Regions from separate parts of the Homo sapiens genome. Here region 2 is linked to region 1. Evidence: chromatin loops called from intact Hi-C (ENCODE). Cell type or tissue: Calu3. All regions are shown on one strand.

What was found. Hi-C counts contacts between places; a loop is a spot of excess contacts. Peaks named below come from ENCODE experiments on the same cell type or tissue, not always from the same donor. Only the 100,000 strongest peaks of a DNase experiment are listed, where the experiment ranks them.
Region 2: it touches region 1 in a loop (2.5-fold over the local background); 4 of 110 quality-filtered maps call a loop at or near these places.

What each region holds. Positions count from the first base shown.
Region 1 is chr4:92,301,897-92,309,896 of GRCh38, forward strand. GRID2 (glutamate ionotropic receptor delta type subunit 2) reads left to right here and starts at 2,070. Exons shown (of 16, transcript NM_001510.4): 1 at 2,070-2,848. The coding sequence starts at 2,761. RefSeq lists a silencer at 3,602-3,896. In Calu3, no CTCF peak of the experiment used is centred here; a DNase peak (open chromatin) is centred at 3,705.
Region 2 is chr4:91,731,065-91,739,064 of GRCh38, forward strand. No RefSeq gene overlaps it. Among named protein-coding and RNA genes, the nearest start is that of LNCPRESS2, 540 kb to the right of the region's middle. In Calu3, no CTCF peak of the experiment used is centred here; no DNase peak of the experiment used is centred here.

The sequences.
Region 1 (8,000 bases):
TTTGACTTTCTCCAGGACAGATACTCATTAGCCAGGACTGGACTAGTTAATGCTCTGAAGTTCTTCCTAGTTATCTTATTCTAAGATATCATGGTGTTCTTTCCATGTTAAATGGTTATAATTTTTCTTGATAGAATACATAATGACTTACCAATTTTTAGAATGTCACTGTAAATAATATTTGAAGGAAGCTATGGGGAGTGCATCTCTTCTTTCAATTCATTATCTGAATAAGCAAAGTATAATCTATGGAATTGCATCAAAACACTTTATAAAGTAAAATGACATTAACACCAACATTAATATAATCAATATTGAGTCAATGTCTACTAATGGAAACAAAAGATAAGAGAATGATCAAAATTGAGAGTAATTAATCAGTGAATGCTTCTTGGAAGCACTGGTTTGTTCCAGATTCAGAAGGAAGTGATGAAATTCAAGTCAACAAAGGGGTTCTCTGTAAAATGCTGTGTTGAATAAAATGTGAATGAGCTTTGGTTTTCACTCTCAAGGCATTTATGATCTAACTTAGTAGTAGTTCTGTCTAACTCTAATACAAAATAGGGTGTGTTACGACAGCATAGAAGATAGATGGATTTATTCCACATTAAAGGACTGGACACTACTTCATGGGCAAAAGGAATTTGAACTAGCCCTTGAGATGGTGAAGGAGAGTGGTTGGGAGGACAAATACGTGCTTTCCAAGCAGAAATATTAACATAAGTAAAAATATGGCAGCAAAACATTTTCTGGAATGTTCAGGAAAAAGTGTACAAGATGAATGAAAACAGCCAGAAGTGAGAATGTACAACTGTGTCTGGAAAAATAGTAACCCAATTCAGAAGGCTAGAGAGAAGGGCTCAAGTGAGGGAACGGGAGGAAAAGAGGTTTGCCAAACTTGGAGGTAAGGCTTTGAAAGGTTGTGTAATGAGCTTGACATCCACACATCCAACATTCCTAAAGAATTCCAATTATAACTGAGACAATATTATGACATTAATACCTGACCTCGACTAGTCACTCGATTGTGTTAACAAATCTTCAGTTTGCAATGAGGCCAGATTGACATAAGTCAATCATTATAAGAAAAGAAGTCACAATGATCAGGATTTTATCTTAAGGAATAAGCTTGCAGAAAATCCTTTCACTGGAGACTGAGAGGCTGTCATTCAGGACTTCCTCAGCTTTTTCCATGGAAGAGAGTACCCAACTTCCTCATTCGGAATTTATCTACATAGGTTATTAAGCTACTCAATGAAATATTTTGACCAAATGTTTATGAAAAATTTTTCTGTTTTATTTAATTATTCTGCTTTTTTATTTTAATTTCAAGATCTTTTCTATCCTGATAGAGAAGAATTTCTATCAATAGAAAGGATTTCAGGAACCTTTCTCTATCCTGATTGCCTAAAAAATACACTGGAGACAGAAAAAAAAAATCATTGTATAAAAGGTAATTAGCACGTTCTCTCCTTTTTATAACTTTATAATTGAAATCTCATTAAAAGCTTTCTAGGTCTGTATTTCCCTAAGTGACCAGGTGTCCCTAATTTGTTTTCAACCAATGTGACTAATTCCAGGCAAAGACTAGAAAAAGTCTGATACCTGTTAGAGAATAGCAAGGTTAAATAAGTGGGGTGGCTTTTTTAGGTTGCATTTAACCTCGTAAAATAAAGAAAGGAAAAAAAAAGCTTCAATGTCTTTTTACAGTCCTGCCTTTTTCTCAGTCCCGGTTGAAGATTCCATGGGAAATGAGAGCACTATTTTGTTTCTCCCTTGTATTGCAGATAGGGGGAGGAGGTGGTTATTAGAGAGAAGCTCTTCCTCTCTTGGTTTCCCCCTCTCTCCGCCTGACAGCACCGCTCTCTCGCAGGCTCGCTCCTTCTCCTAGGTGATCCATTTCTAGGCAACGTGGGGCTGGTGCTGAAGCTGCCAGGCTCGCTCCTTGCTTCCTGCATCCCGCCAGGCGAAACGCTCCAAAAGCATCCTGCAGCCTGCGGCGGCTTCCCTCCTCTGGCCCGGCCCCGCTGCTCGCGCCCGGCGCAACCCCCCCGCCACCGCGCCCCAGCAAACCGGCTCCCCGGGCCCGCCTCGCCAAGCTGCGTTCCGCGCCTCACGCAGAAAGGGAATTTTCTCTGCATTACTATCTGCATTACCTTGAAGTTCACTTTTTCTACCCCTCTTGGAGAGGGCTTTTTTCCCCCCTCCCTGGTGGAATCTGGCTGCTCCGTTTGGAATCTCCTAATCTTTCCTTTCCACTTAGATTCTGGCAGCGAAGACCAGTGATTCTCTGCGGGCTGTAGGGGCGGGGGCGGGGGTCTTTTTTGGTCCGAGAGGGTGCGGGGAAGGGGGCACATCCGGCGTGAGGGGGGTGTTGGAAGTTGCAGCGGAGCTGGGACCGGAGACCCGCGGCCCCCGCGCAGCGATGGGTCTGATCTGAGCCCCAGCCTCTCCCCCTGCCCAAGAGCAGTAGAGGCTGGATATATTTTTCAAAAGCCAAACTGCAAACAACTCTGGCGATGCCAAAATTCCCCTCCAAGTGACACGGCTTTGCGAAGGAGGTTTCCTCAGGCTGGGCTCTTTCTGTCATTCCCTTCTGCCTTTCTCGGCGACGATAAAAGGCTTTGCTCTGGCAATAGGAATTTAGAAAAAAAGAAAAAGCTGCGCTAAACTCCACCGTGACCTCAAACTCTTTGGACTGTTTGAAAAAAAAAAAATTGGAAGAAAATCCATCCTCCAAGAGAATCGGCATAGGAGGAGATGGAAGTTTTCCCCTTTCTCTTGGTTTTGTCCGTCTGGTGGTCTCGAACCTGGGACTCGGCGAATGCGGATTCGATCATTCACATCGGTAAGAAAGTGTTGGTGCAGCTCGTGGTTACTTTTACCGTTTCAGTTCTCAAATGTTTCCCCTTCGCTTTCCCCCTCTCCGGTCTCTGTGTGTCTTGTTGGAGGTGGCTTCAGTTCATTGCCCCTTCCCGCTACCCTTCCCTCACACTTGCTCAGTTTTCTGAAAGGATGTGGATGCTCGAACCTCGACTGACTTGTGCTGTTGTTTTGCAGTGATTCGTGGAATGTGGCTGGATGCGTGGGGGTCTCGAGTTGACCTGAGTGTGAGTGTGTGCTGGGAACTGCAGGGGGATTCTAAGTGTGTGGGGAAAGGGAGTTTAATTGACTCTTATCTTCCATATTTTTTTTCCCGGATGTACATTTGCTCCATTTAAAAATTTATCTTTGGGGGAGCAGAGAAGCTGTCACCTGTGAGATGAAAAGAACTGGGCTGGGGGGTAGGGGGAGCTCCCTTCGGATCGAACAGGTGGTTTTGCAACGTGAGCCGGCTGAGTTCGCCGCAGCTTAGTGCGATGGTGACGGGGGTGCCGGATGCGCCCCCAGCCACCCTCTCTTCTCACATCTTCTTGGCTTTATGATCCTTGCGTGTAGTCTTTGAGACGGTGGCAGGAGGGGCTGGCGGCAGTGTCGCCAAGGACTGATTGTCGCGTGCCTCGCCTCCTCGGACACGCTCCCGGGGCCTGGCGCGGCGGCGAAACTGACCCCGGGGCGCTTGGGAAACGCGGGGAAGCGAATGCGCGCAGGCTGCTCCCGAGGTCTGCTTAGCAGATATCCGCCTTGCCTCGCCTCGCCTCGCCTCGCAGTCAACTCCGAGTAGCCGCGCAAGGCAGACAGCGAAGGCGCCGGGACTACTGCGGGCCGCGACTCTGAGAAGGACTGCCGAGCGGGCTCCGAGATGCTGGTGGCCCCACCTATTGGCAACCAGACGGGCCGGGACTGGCCGCGGCGAGCAGGGGCGGGCGGGGGGCTGCGCGTCATTATCATGCACAGCGCTCGCAGCTTCAGGCTCCAACTCTACTCACTTGCTAATCCGTGAGAGCTGAGCGGGAGACAGGCTCTTGCAGCCTTTTCTGCGTTAATGCGACGATTTCTTTTTCGGAAATTCGCTTACCGAGCCAGCAAGGTTTCTTTGCTGGGCTGCAGAGAGGTCCCTTTGGGGGAATTTTTCTGGGCACAGGACTTTTATCTGTACGCATGGCTTGGTGTTCTGCAAATTGAGGCGACAGATGGGTCACAGCTTCTCCCCTTTCTGTACCCCTGCTTCTCCACCGCACAACACGCATACACATACACACACGCACGTACACATACTCCTGGTAGGGGAATCTGCTGCAGGTGGCGATTGTGCCCGCCCAAGCGAGGGATTTCTGTCTAGCGTGCGCGCCCACAGTGGCCAGCCCCTCCGCTCCAGGGGGCTCCCTCTCTTGGTCTCAGAGGCTGTCTTTGTAAACATGTCTGCCATTCTCTATCATTTATATCAGTAGAACTGTCTGTCTCTGTGCAAGGGGTAATGAGGTCAGGATTCAGAAAACCTAGCGTTTGTGCATTAAGTAAGTCAAGCACTAATAGCTTGCCTGCTGGATCCCGTTTTGCCTGGGGGCTAACAGTGCCTACAGATTCAGAACTTTTCAGCAAGAAATTATGGTCTCATTGAGTGGTTCAGCAATGTTCTGATAGAGTTCAGAAATGAACTATGCTCCTTTTAGAGAAATGGCATACATTTATATCTAGTTGTAAATGATTGGAGCAGGAATGCAGATATATAATCATAATACCTTTATATTCATTGTATGATTAGGGATTTCTGATGTAGGCTCCTCATCTCTCAGGAGGGAAAGCCTGTGGAAGAATGCTTTTTTTAAATCGCTTATTCTGTGGTCTGCATGATAAATACATTATTTACAAATACCTACAGCTTTTGCTATCCCTTACTAGTTAAATATTATTTTGCAATGCAGTCTGGACATCTGTTTCAAAATAGAACAAAACTGTTGTATTTTTTAGTTTGTATACTGTTGTCTGTCAGAGTGGCTATAATCACATTTAAAAATTAACTGTGTACAAATTACAGATTTCTTTAGAAAGTTGGTTGTATACATTAACTGTGTATATCCTACTAACAGATATAGTTACTTCTGAGACAATTAATTTGACTTGAATATAATTAGTACATTAGATGAGATAATTAGCTGTTTTATAGACTACCTAATATTGTCATGAGGCTAGCAAATTGTTTCAAAAACTTTATCTTTTATAATATATCGAAAAACATTAACTCCTAAATTAAAAAAATAAAAAATGATGACGGGTAGTATGTGTGTAATTCAGTGCCTCCACCCCTACTCTCAGCAAAAGTATAGTAAATTCAAAACCGAATGTCCATATTAAAATTGTAAAGCACCAGTTAACATGAATTGGATTAGTTTCCTTACTTGTTTGAATAGGAAAAGAATTAATTTTCTTTAGGAGGTGTTGCCTTCATTTAAATATTTAATGTGAGAAATATGTTTCTGGGGAAATATATTAGTTCAGGACTGAAGGAATGAATGTGATGAAACTGGAGGGAAAGGGAATATTTCACCTCTAGCGATGGAAGGAGATATGCAGAAATGAAAGGTTTTCCCAGCCTCATGTGATGTGTTCAAGCAGAAAGTAGCTGCAATATGTAGTTCAGGCAAACTGGAAAGATGAAAAGACACTGCTCTAAGAGGCTTTTTATATATTGAATTATTTTGGTATTGAACCAACTTATATATACATGAAAATCATCTCCTTCTTTCTCTCTTTCTCTTCAGTTTTTACCTCATGCCGGTAGTTTAATAAGGTCAATTACACATTTTAAACTCTAATATGTTTTGTTAAACATATTGATTCACTACAGTGATGAAACATAATGGTTAAACCATAATGATTGAAATGAAAATGTATTTATTTTAGTCAAAAATGCACAATTTTATGATTACTTTGAGTTTCAAATATTTAAAAATATTTAATCATTACGTATATTTTTAATACACATCCACACACAGATACACAACCATATAGTATTTAAAAATGAATCACTTCCATTGTGATCTTCTTTGCCCCAATTAAAGAAAGGTCTTTTGACATATAAAAACTATGCAATTTTGAATTATGCTTCTACTTTGAGCCTATGCATTGATTGAGTAATTTCATCAGACCCACATTACTTGATTGCTTAGAAGTTTCCTAATGATCTGCATGCTGTAGGAAGAACCAAAAAGTCGTGAGTGGAATGGCAATGATACTGTGTTTTATGAGGCTATTCAGAAGTCGCTCTGATTTATGTAGCTAGAAAGCTCCAAAGTCTTTGAGATTAGCCACGCTGACTGCTATTTTCTTCATACATCAGTCGTCCCACACTCTTTACTCCCTAAACACAACAGGAGTTTAGAGCACTGCTTTAATTCAGCAGGGATTAGGTGGCATTTCCAGTCAACTGCACAGTTTGTGTTTTGCTTCATATCAACTATGGAAGATCTCATGTTTTAACAGTTTAATATATGCTCCTTTCTTTATCTGGTTCCTGTGCTCACAGAACTGATTGTAAATTAGCTGTCCTCAGTTATACATCTCTACAAGGGAACACTCAAACAGTGTACTTATTCATATATTATACAAATCACTAGCATATTTTTGTTGTTTTCAGTCATAGTAAAATACCTTATGTCAACATGGAGTAGAAAAGATGCATTTATTCATGTTTTTCTCACAAACAGATGATACTTTATCCTCTGAAATCATAATCAGCTGTGATATTATATTTGAGAAACCTAAGATAATCCACAGAATATTTTCACTATGAGAATGTTCAAATTAAAGTACAAAATCGGGTAAATAAAAGGTGTCAACACATTAAAAACAATAATAGATTGTAAATGTAAAATACCAGTTATTCTTACTTCTGCACTAAGGATTATTTTGACAATTACAGCATATAAAAGCATTCCCAGAAGATGTGCTGTTCTTTTACCATTTTTTTTTTTCAGTTGACTACATGATTTGCATTGGTTAATGATAACCCCCAGGACTCCTCAAGGATTTTTTGGATTGTGTAAGATGTCTCAATGATATTTTATCCTTTTTCTACTTATAGTAGTTGTTTGTTCCTGAAGTTCTTGATAACTGTGTAAACGTCTAGAATGTACTAAGGGACTTGGCTTTACTATTCTTCTCTGTATCATTAATACAGTTATTTGAAGCACAATTCAAGTGTGTATTAAGTTAGACAATGTTGTTATTAATCAAAGATACCAACTATGACATGACTAATAAGCCATTACACTAAGGGCCTTTGCTTTCTACGCCAGGTGAAATGTACATCCACTAAATATCTGTTATAAATTTTAAGCCAAATAGGAATAAAAATCCAGGTGATTAACTTTTGATTTATTAAAAAATAAAAGCCAATTGAAATTGTTAGGAGTGATGGAAGATACATTTTATTCCATTCTGATATCTCAGGCTAATTTTATCATATGGTAATTTTATCTTAAAGGGCCATTGCAATTTCAAAAGCACACTTTTTAATCCAGAAGTTTTTTTTCTTCACCTACACCTACGTATATGACTTTATTTTAAAAAGTAAGATATTCACATTTCTATTGGATCATCATGATATTTTAGATTACAGACAGCATATTGGTGAGTAGCAATACTTAGAATGTATTACTATAGTATAATGTTTATTAGAAAATACATTTATGGCCTATAAAGATATCTTTGCCATTAGGTGTCACTGCATTCTGAGCTGTATTTTTTTTTTTAGTACTACTTGAAAACCACATGAAATATTTTTAAAAATCTCAGAAAAAAATGTCATTTTAATGAGGTTTGTGATGCTGTAAGAAAATAGGTAGTTTTTATTTTCAAACTAGAAAAATAAATATGATCCCTGTCTCTTATTCTTGTAAGAATTTAATGCTAGGACATATCAACACACCTGATACCCTCTAAACAAATTAGATTGCTAGACCTAGTGATACAATTTTTTTTCTTATATTTAAAATAGGAGAGAAATATCTTCTTAAACTAATACTTATTCTCTATGAATAAAATCTAAGACACCTGGAAGGATGCAAGTGTGTTTAATACTGCTGGAGTAAACACACATTAGTGAATAAAGTAGTTTG
Region 2 (8,000 bases), 570 kb before region 1:
CCAGGTCTTTGTCTATAAAGCCTAATTATAAACATATGCTCATGAAATCAGAAAAGTTCCATACATCTAACCACTTATCTTTCTAGGAAAAGTGAATAATTGTATGTTCTGCTTGAAATTCTGCCCTTTGGAAATATTTCCTTCCCTCTCAGTTTCCCAGCATCACCTTCAGTGGGATTATAATGCTACACAACCATGCTTTAGTATTTTCTTACCCACTGTGGCAGGTTCCATTTTTAGCTTCAATTTTAATTCTTCACTGCTTCATGAACAAGATTCATGGCCATGTTACTTTTTAAATTACTCTCACTAAGCCATCAGAGTATGAGTCTTTACTCATTTTCTTAGATCTTTCTTTGTGTCTTTGCCCAATAGAATGCAGCTGAAGTGCTGATGTTCTAGTTCTGACCAAGGTCTTACATATTTCCATATACTTTCTCGCACCTTTGTCATTACCATGAGGAATATGGTGAAGCTTCCCTGGACAGCGAAGCCTGAAGCTGAATGCCCCATCTAGCTGCAGTGAGAATAAAATTCACCTAACTGAGCATAGAAAACATCAGCTAAATCTCAAGACCCAAATATACAGATTTGTGTGCAATAATGAGTGATTATTATTGAAAACCACTTCATTTTAGAGTTAGATGCACCGCATTATTGTGGCAATAGCTACACAATATACTCAGTAGCAAGATGGAAGGGAAGTCTTTATGAAATCATAATCGTGAGTTAAGGAAAGGGTGTTAGTGCAGCAGGACTGAGTGAAATAAGAGTTGGGTCACTGAGTAAAAACATACTTATAAGGATAAAGTTAGATAAAATGTCAAGATTAGCAGTCTTGAAGCATTCTTCTTCATAGAAACAGCATAGCCAAGAAAAAACTGTCAGAATCAACTTTGTCGAAACCCTGGAAAGCACTCAAAGATTTAGAGCAATGCAAATAATATCAAATCGAAACAAAAATAGGCAAATTTTAAATGTAGGAACACCTTGTGGCGTTTTTATTTGACCTTTCTCTAATACTCCTTAGCTCAGTGATGGTCTTAAAGATGGCATCCTGTGTTCCCAATATGAACCCTGTTCTCTGGATCTAGAGAGAAAGAGCAGACCTTACTTAAAAAGAGCTGTATTTCTTCATTCTAACCTGCTCGATGGCTATTTGAAGGATTCATGCAAGGTACTTGTCTGTGTTTTGCCTAACTAGCAACGACGGACATAAAGACTGTGCACATTCCTCCAAAAAAAATATTAAAACTGTAAAATTGAGAAAAAAAACCCATAACGACTTGTGACAAGAGACTGTGATTGAGGCATACAGTAGAGTACTTAAAGCTTGGAAGAAAAAGCTAGGTAAAGAGTTTCTTCGGGTTATCTTGTCATTTCAAAGTGCATATATGGACTAGAGTATTAGAAAGCTATGCACATGGCCAGAATAGGACATAAGCTAAAAACAATGAGAAGACTTTATACTTTTCTGTCTGGCTGATGTCTAGTCTCAAAGCAAACCTGGCTGATCATTGAAAGAATTCCCTAGCACAGAACCCATCTTCAAAGATTGGGTGAACTTTTTTCTTCTTCTTCTTCTCTTTTTTTCTTTCTTTCTATCCCACTCTCACTCTTGCTCTTGTTCTCAATCTTTCTCATGTTTTTAATCTCATTGTGTCTTTTTTTTGCTCCTTCTTGTCAAAGAAATATCTGTCAAAACATAGTCAAACAAAATCTAAAGAGACTTCAGAGAATACACATTGCAAATAATACATAATTTACAAAAATGTCTTAGAAAAGTCACTAAACAAACAAATAATTACAGCCTATAGCAAACAATATGCCACTTCAGGAAAAAAAATTACTAAGTAGGCAAAGAAAACAGAAATGATAGTTTACTCACTGGGTAAAAGAACAGAAACTTCCCCTAAGGAAGTAGAGACATTAGATTTACTAAGATACTTTAAATAAACTATCTAAATATACTCAAAGAGTTAAAGGAAATTATGGAAAAAGAGCTAAAGAAAATCAGGGTAATTATTTAGGAACCTAATGAGAATAAAAATGAAATGATATAAATTATAAAAACTAGATGGCTAAAAAGTAGAATAACTAAAATTAATAATTCATTAAAAAAAGGATTCAGCAGCAATTTTGAACAGGCAAAACAATGAATTAGTGAACTTTAATATAGGTCATTTGAAATAATCTTATCTGAGGAACAATAAGAAATAAACAAATAAAAGTGACTGGAGCCTAATAGACCTGTTAGACATCACCAGAAGAATCAAAATATTCATATGGGAGCTCCAACAGGAGAACAGAGAAAGGGTCAGAAAGAATATATAAATAAATGTGATGAGAAATTTACCTATTAGATGAAAGAATAAATCTACACATCTAAGAGGCTCAACAAACTCCTAGTAAAGTAAATGCAAGGATATCTACACCAAGACACATTATAATTAGCCTATCAAAAGACATAGACAAATAGAATCTTGAAAGCAGCAAGAAAGAAGCAACTCGGCCGGGCATGGTGGCTCATGCCTGTAATCCCAGCATTTTGGGAGGCTGAGGTTGGTGGATCTCGAGGTCAGGAGTTCGAGACCATCCTCACCAACATGGTGAAACCCCGTCTCTACTAAAAATACAAAAATTAGCTGGGTGTGGTGGCACACGCCTATAGTCCCAGCTACTTGGGAGGCTGAAGCAAGAGAATCACTTGAACCTGAAAGGCGGAGATTGCAGTGAGGCGAGATCACACCACTGCACTCCAGCCTGGCAACAGAGTGAGACTCTGCCTCAAAAAAAAAAAAAAAAAAAAAAAAAAAGCATTCCTCATGTACAAAGAAGTTGCAATAAGATTAATGGCAGATTTATCCTGAGATGTATGAAGGCCAGAAGGTAATGAATGTATTTAAAGTGCTAAATACACTTTAAATGTATTTAAAGTGCTAAGGGAACAAAAAGAAGTCAAAAAACAATTCTACATCTTGAAAATCTGTCTTCCACAAATGAGGGGAAAAATAAGACATTTCTAGATAAAACAAAACCTAACAAAGTTTGTTAACTATAGGCTAGACAACTGGATGTTAACATGAAAAATATGAAGCTGGACTCCTACTTTACACCCCACACAAAATTAACTCAAAATGGATCAGCAGCCTATATGTAAGAGCTAAATCTATAAAACTCCAAGACGAAGACATGGGGGTAAACCCTCATGGCCTAGAATTTGGGAATAAATTGTTAGACATAATACCAAATACATAAACAACAACAAAAAAACAGATTCTACAAAAATTAAAAATCTCTGGATATTAAAATACATTATCTACAAAGAAAAAAAGCAACCTGTAGAATGGAAGAAAATATTTGTAAATTACTTATATAATAAAGGCCTAGTATCTAGAATATATAAATACATTTATAAGTCAAAACACAAAGGCAACACCATTAAAAAATGGGCAAAGTCCTTAAATAGACACTTCCCAAACAAGATATATAAATGGCCAAAAAGCACAAAAAAAGACTGTCACCATCATTAGTAATTAGAGAAAAGTGAATCAAAGCCACAATGAAGTATCACATTACACTGATTTGTATGACAGTAAAATTAAAGAAAAAAATAAACTAGTGTTGGTGAGGATGAGGAGAAATTGTAACCCTCATAAATTTCTGGAGGGAATATAAAATGGTTTAGTCAATGTGGAAAACAATTTGGTGGCTCCCCAAAAAGTTAAACATAAAACCACCAAGGTATCCTGTAGTTTTACTTCTAAGTGTATGCAATGAACATTTATAGAATGATTACTCCCCATAGCCACAAGGTGGAAGCAACCCAAGTGTCCATCAACAGATAAAGAAAATGAAGTATATACATACAATGCAACATTGTTAAGCAATAAAAAGGAATGAAATTCTGATATATGCTACAACGAAGATGTACCTAGAAAACACTGTGTTGAGTGAAAACAGCCAAACACAAGAAGACAGATATTATATTATTCTGCTTATATGAAATATCTAGAATTAGTTAAATTCATAAAGACAGAGAGTAGACTGGATGCTGCAAGAGGTTTAGAAGAGGATATCATAATGAGTTTTCACTTAATGCGGACAAAGTTTCCATTTTAAGTCATGAAATATTTTGACAAATTGATAGTGGTGACGTTTGCATAACATTGTGAATGTAATTAATGCCACTAAATTTTACCCTTGGTAATGAGGAAAATGGCAAATTTTATGTAAAATAAATAAATAAAGTGAAGCAAACAAAAATATGTCTGAATATATGTTTACTGCAGATATCTGGTAATAAAGCTGTACTTGTAATGAAATTCTGATAACCTTTTTTGGAAAAAGCTACTAATCAAACTTTGGAATCTATTGATATCAGGAAACATTTGGAGGCTAGTCTAATCCAAACTGTCTTCTTTTTGTTTTCCAAATAAGACTTCGGATTCGTGAGCATCCTTGTATTAAGAATTATTGTGTAGTTTTAGTAAAAATTACACTAAGAAGCTCATCATACATATTCCCAGTCTGATTACTCCAAATTAAGGTATCCTATACAATACTTAGCACCGATATTAAAGAGATAATTTAGGAGTTTGAAATTCCATCTCCATGACTTCTCTTAGTAAGCCAAAACTGGAACACTATTATCAACTTTATTGTAAATATTAAAATAGTTTTGATCAAAATATTTAAGAAATTATTTTTAGGTGGTCATAGAAACTCCCTGCTTTTTTGAACTTTCTTAGGATTGAAACATAAAGATATGACTTTCTTTCTTTAAGCTCTATAGCACAATCATAAGAAGCTTCCAAACACAGAGTCAGTATATTCATTGTCAATCTTATTCTATTTTGGTAGCCTCATGATCCATCAAAACCTTGACTTCAATAGGTATTTCATACCAACTAGCAGTTGTTACTGTAAGTAATTGATTCCCTGGTCTGTGATATGATATCATAAAATTATGTCCCATCTGCTAATATTAACTTGATTTTCATTAGTATCAAACCAATCAGATCAAAGAAGCAACCACAGCTTCTTCTTTTTCTAAAGCTGAGTGGCCACAAACATTTTTCATACCACTGTGTGGTTTAGATTATGCAGAAAGTATTAATAGGAGGATATAAAATTATTGAAGGGGCTAGAGGAGCAAGTTCTAGACTGAACTTACTTGAAGCTAAGTTAAGCCAGTCCTTTTGCTACTGCCACATATGGGAAAGCTGCTGCTGCTACTTTAGGAACAACCTATGCAAGAGAGTGAGGCTATCACCATTGCAGCCAGACATGTGATCTAGAAAAATAATGTCATTGCTGTAGTAAGCTGTGGATTCAGGAAGCTTCTAACTTCAGAACTATTCCATAACTGTTTGGACCAAATTTAGTAAAATAAATATTCTTCACCCTTTCTCTCTTTCACATACCTTAATTCTGAATTGGTAGAACTGGATTCAGAATTCAAATTTTAAGGAGATTGAAAAGAATATTGAGCAAATGCTATGGTTTGAATGTGTCCCACAAATTTTATGTGTTTGAAACTTAATCCCCAAATTCATATGTTGATGATATTTGGAGGTGGGGCCTTTGGGAGGTATTTAGAATTAGATAAGGTCATCAGGGTGGGGCTCCCACATGGGACTGGCAGCTTTATAAGAGGAGGAAGAATGACCTAGGCTAACATGTTCTTGTCCTCTTGTTATGTGATTCCCTGTATCATGTTATGTCACAGCAGGAAGGCCCTGACAAGATGCCAACACCATGCTCCTGGACATAGCCTCCAGAACTGTAAAAAATAAATTTGTTTCTTTTATAAATTACCAGTCTCAAGTATTCTGTACAAAATAAGACAACAAGTTTATACTCCACATAGGAAAAGAACACAAACATGTTTTGCATTTGTTTGCCATTTCTTTGAAAAGATGTAGGACCAACTGATTTTGATAAAAGAAATCCTAGTCAATGCTAAAGAAAGGTTTTCATGAACTGTCTGAATTTGAAATCAAAGGTCTACAGGAGATAGGGCTATTACACATATTGAAGGGTAACTTCAACAGTTAGGAGATGCAAAATTTCTTTCCTTAAGTGGGTAGCACATTTAGCACATTTGATTTGGTGTTTTTGTTTGTTTGTTTTTAACATGGCCATAACCATTTGACTATATTAAATTCCACCCTAGAAATTCAATTCAACATAGAAATTTGAGCAATATTCTATAGTTAGATTTCTAAGCCCTGATTATATTTGGAGCATTGTCTACAGTTTAGATGCTCCCTCCAAAAATTCCTACTGCTGTTCAGGGAGAATATTTATGAACGTCTAAGTTCAAATGCATTATCCTTATTTCTCATTAATTGGCCTTTCTACACATAGCTCCAGAAAATTCTGATCTGTACAATGCATTAGCACCAAAATTTTATCACCATGGTTTCTTCTGTCATGCAGTCTAAATCATTCATAGTCATTTTGATTATTATTAATTTGAGATAAAACTGGGATAATTAGAATAGTTACAATATTTTCTTACACAGATAATAAGAACCACTGAAATTCAATGGCATCAGGAAAAATATCATAAGCTTCATTAATAGATGCAGTTCTGCCATTATTTTTGTTGATGTATTTTAAATGTGTTTTGAAGGAATGATGTTCTTAAATATCGTTGGTATTTGTACGTGCTGCAATGAAAACCATTTCATTTTTCATGGGTGACTATCTGAAAATTGATCATGTACATTCTCAGAGTGCCTAAGGCCATTTGTTTTCCTATTTTCTTTCTACATAAGGTTTAGAAACCTTGGTAAATTAGCATCATCATTAAATTGTGTCTCATCACAAATGGAATCCTTAGTATTAGTGTGTTAGCCATTGATCCTTAAGTTAAGCTGTATTTGCATTTTCAAAAAACAGAGTTAAACTATTATTTTGCCATTTTAAGCTTTCAACCAGGAATGTAAAACTATGTGGAAAAAAACTCTTTTTATGGTGTTCTTGCCACTGAAATCTCAATTTCAACAGACTGGTATTTATTTCAAAATATTTTCCTGCAACATGGTTCAGAGAATTATCATGATAATATGATGTTGAATCCATATATCTTACTCTAAACTTTATCTATTAAAATTTTATTTTAAACTTACAAAAGGGAGAAAAGAAAAGAGAGGGGTGAAGATTGAGAGAAACAGAAAACATAAAAAGATAATGCTAAATCAAAGAATTTTCATATAATTTTAAATTAATATGGGAAATGAAAATGACAGTGATATTTAAAGAAAATTGCAACTGGAGATAATGTACATGATAACCTACTTACGATTCCTTTGTTTCTACAAATCTTTTTTTAGAAGCTTACAGAAGATCATGTAAGAAAAACGTTCTCTTTTTTTTATCACATGGAATATTTTCTGTGCTTTAAACTATCTCATTTACTTCATCAATCTTCATCTAAGGGAAAATTCTAAGTGTAATGTGTCATAGAATTTAAAATAATACTTTAAAAAGTGAAAGTATTTTTGACATGTGATGAAACAAAACATATGTGATTAAAGATAACATTTCAAAATATTATTACTACCATAGATATATAGAATTTGAACATAATAGAAAATCAGTATAGGAATAATGAAATTAGGATCTGGTTGAATCCTTTCACACTGAAAAATCCCTGAAAGTGTTACATATGAACTTTCTTCTTTAGTTAGTAAACATTTATATAATAAATTATGGTTTTGGCCAGGTTCAGTGGTTCACGCCTGTAATTCCAGCACTTTAGGAGGCCAAGGCAGGCAGATCATGAGGTCAGGAGATCAAGACCATCCAGGCCAACATGGTGAAACCCTGTCTCTACTAAAATACAAAAAATTAGCCAGGCATGGTACATGTGCATGTAGGCCCAGTGACTCAGGAGGCTGAAGCAGGGGAATTGCTTGAACCCAGGAGGAAGAAGTTGCAGTGAGCCAAGATTGCACAACAGCACTCCAGCCTGGTGACAGAGGAAGACT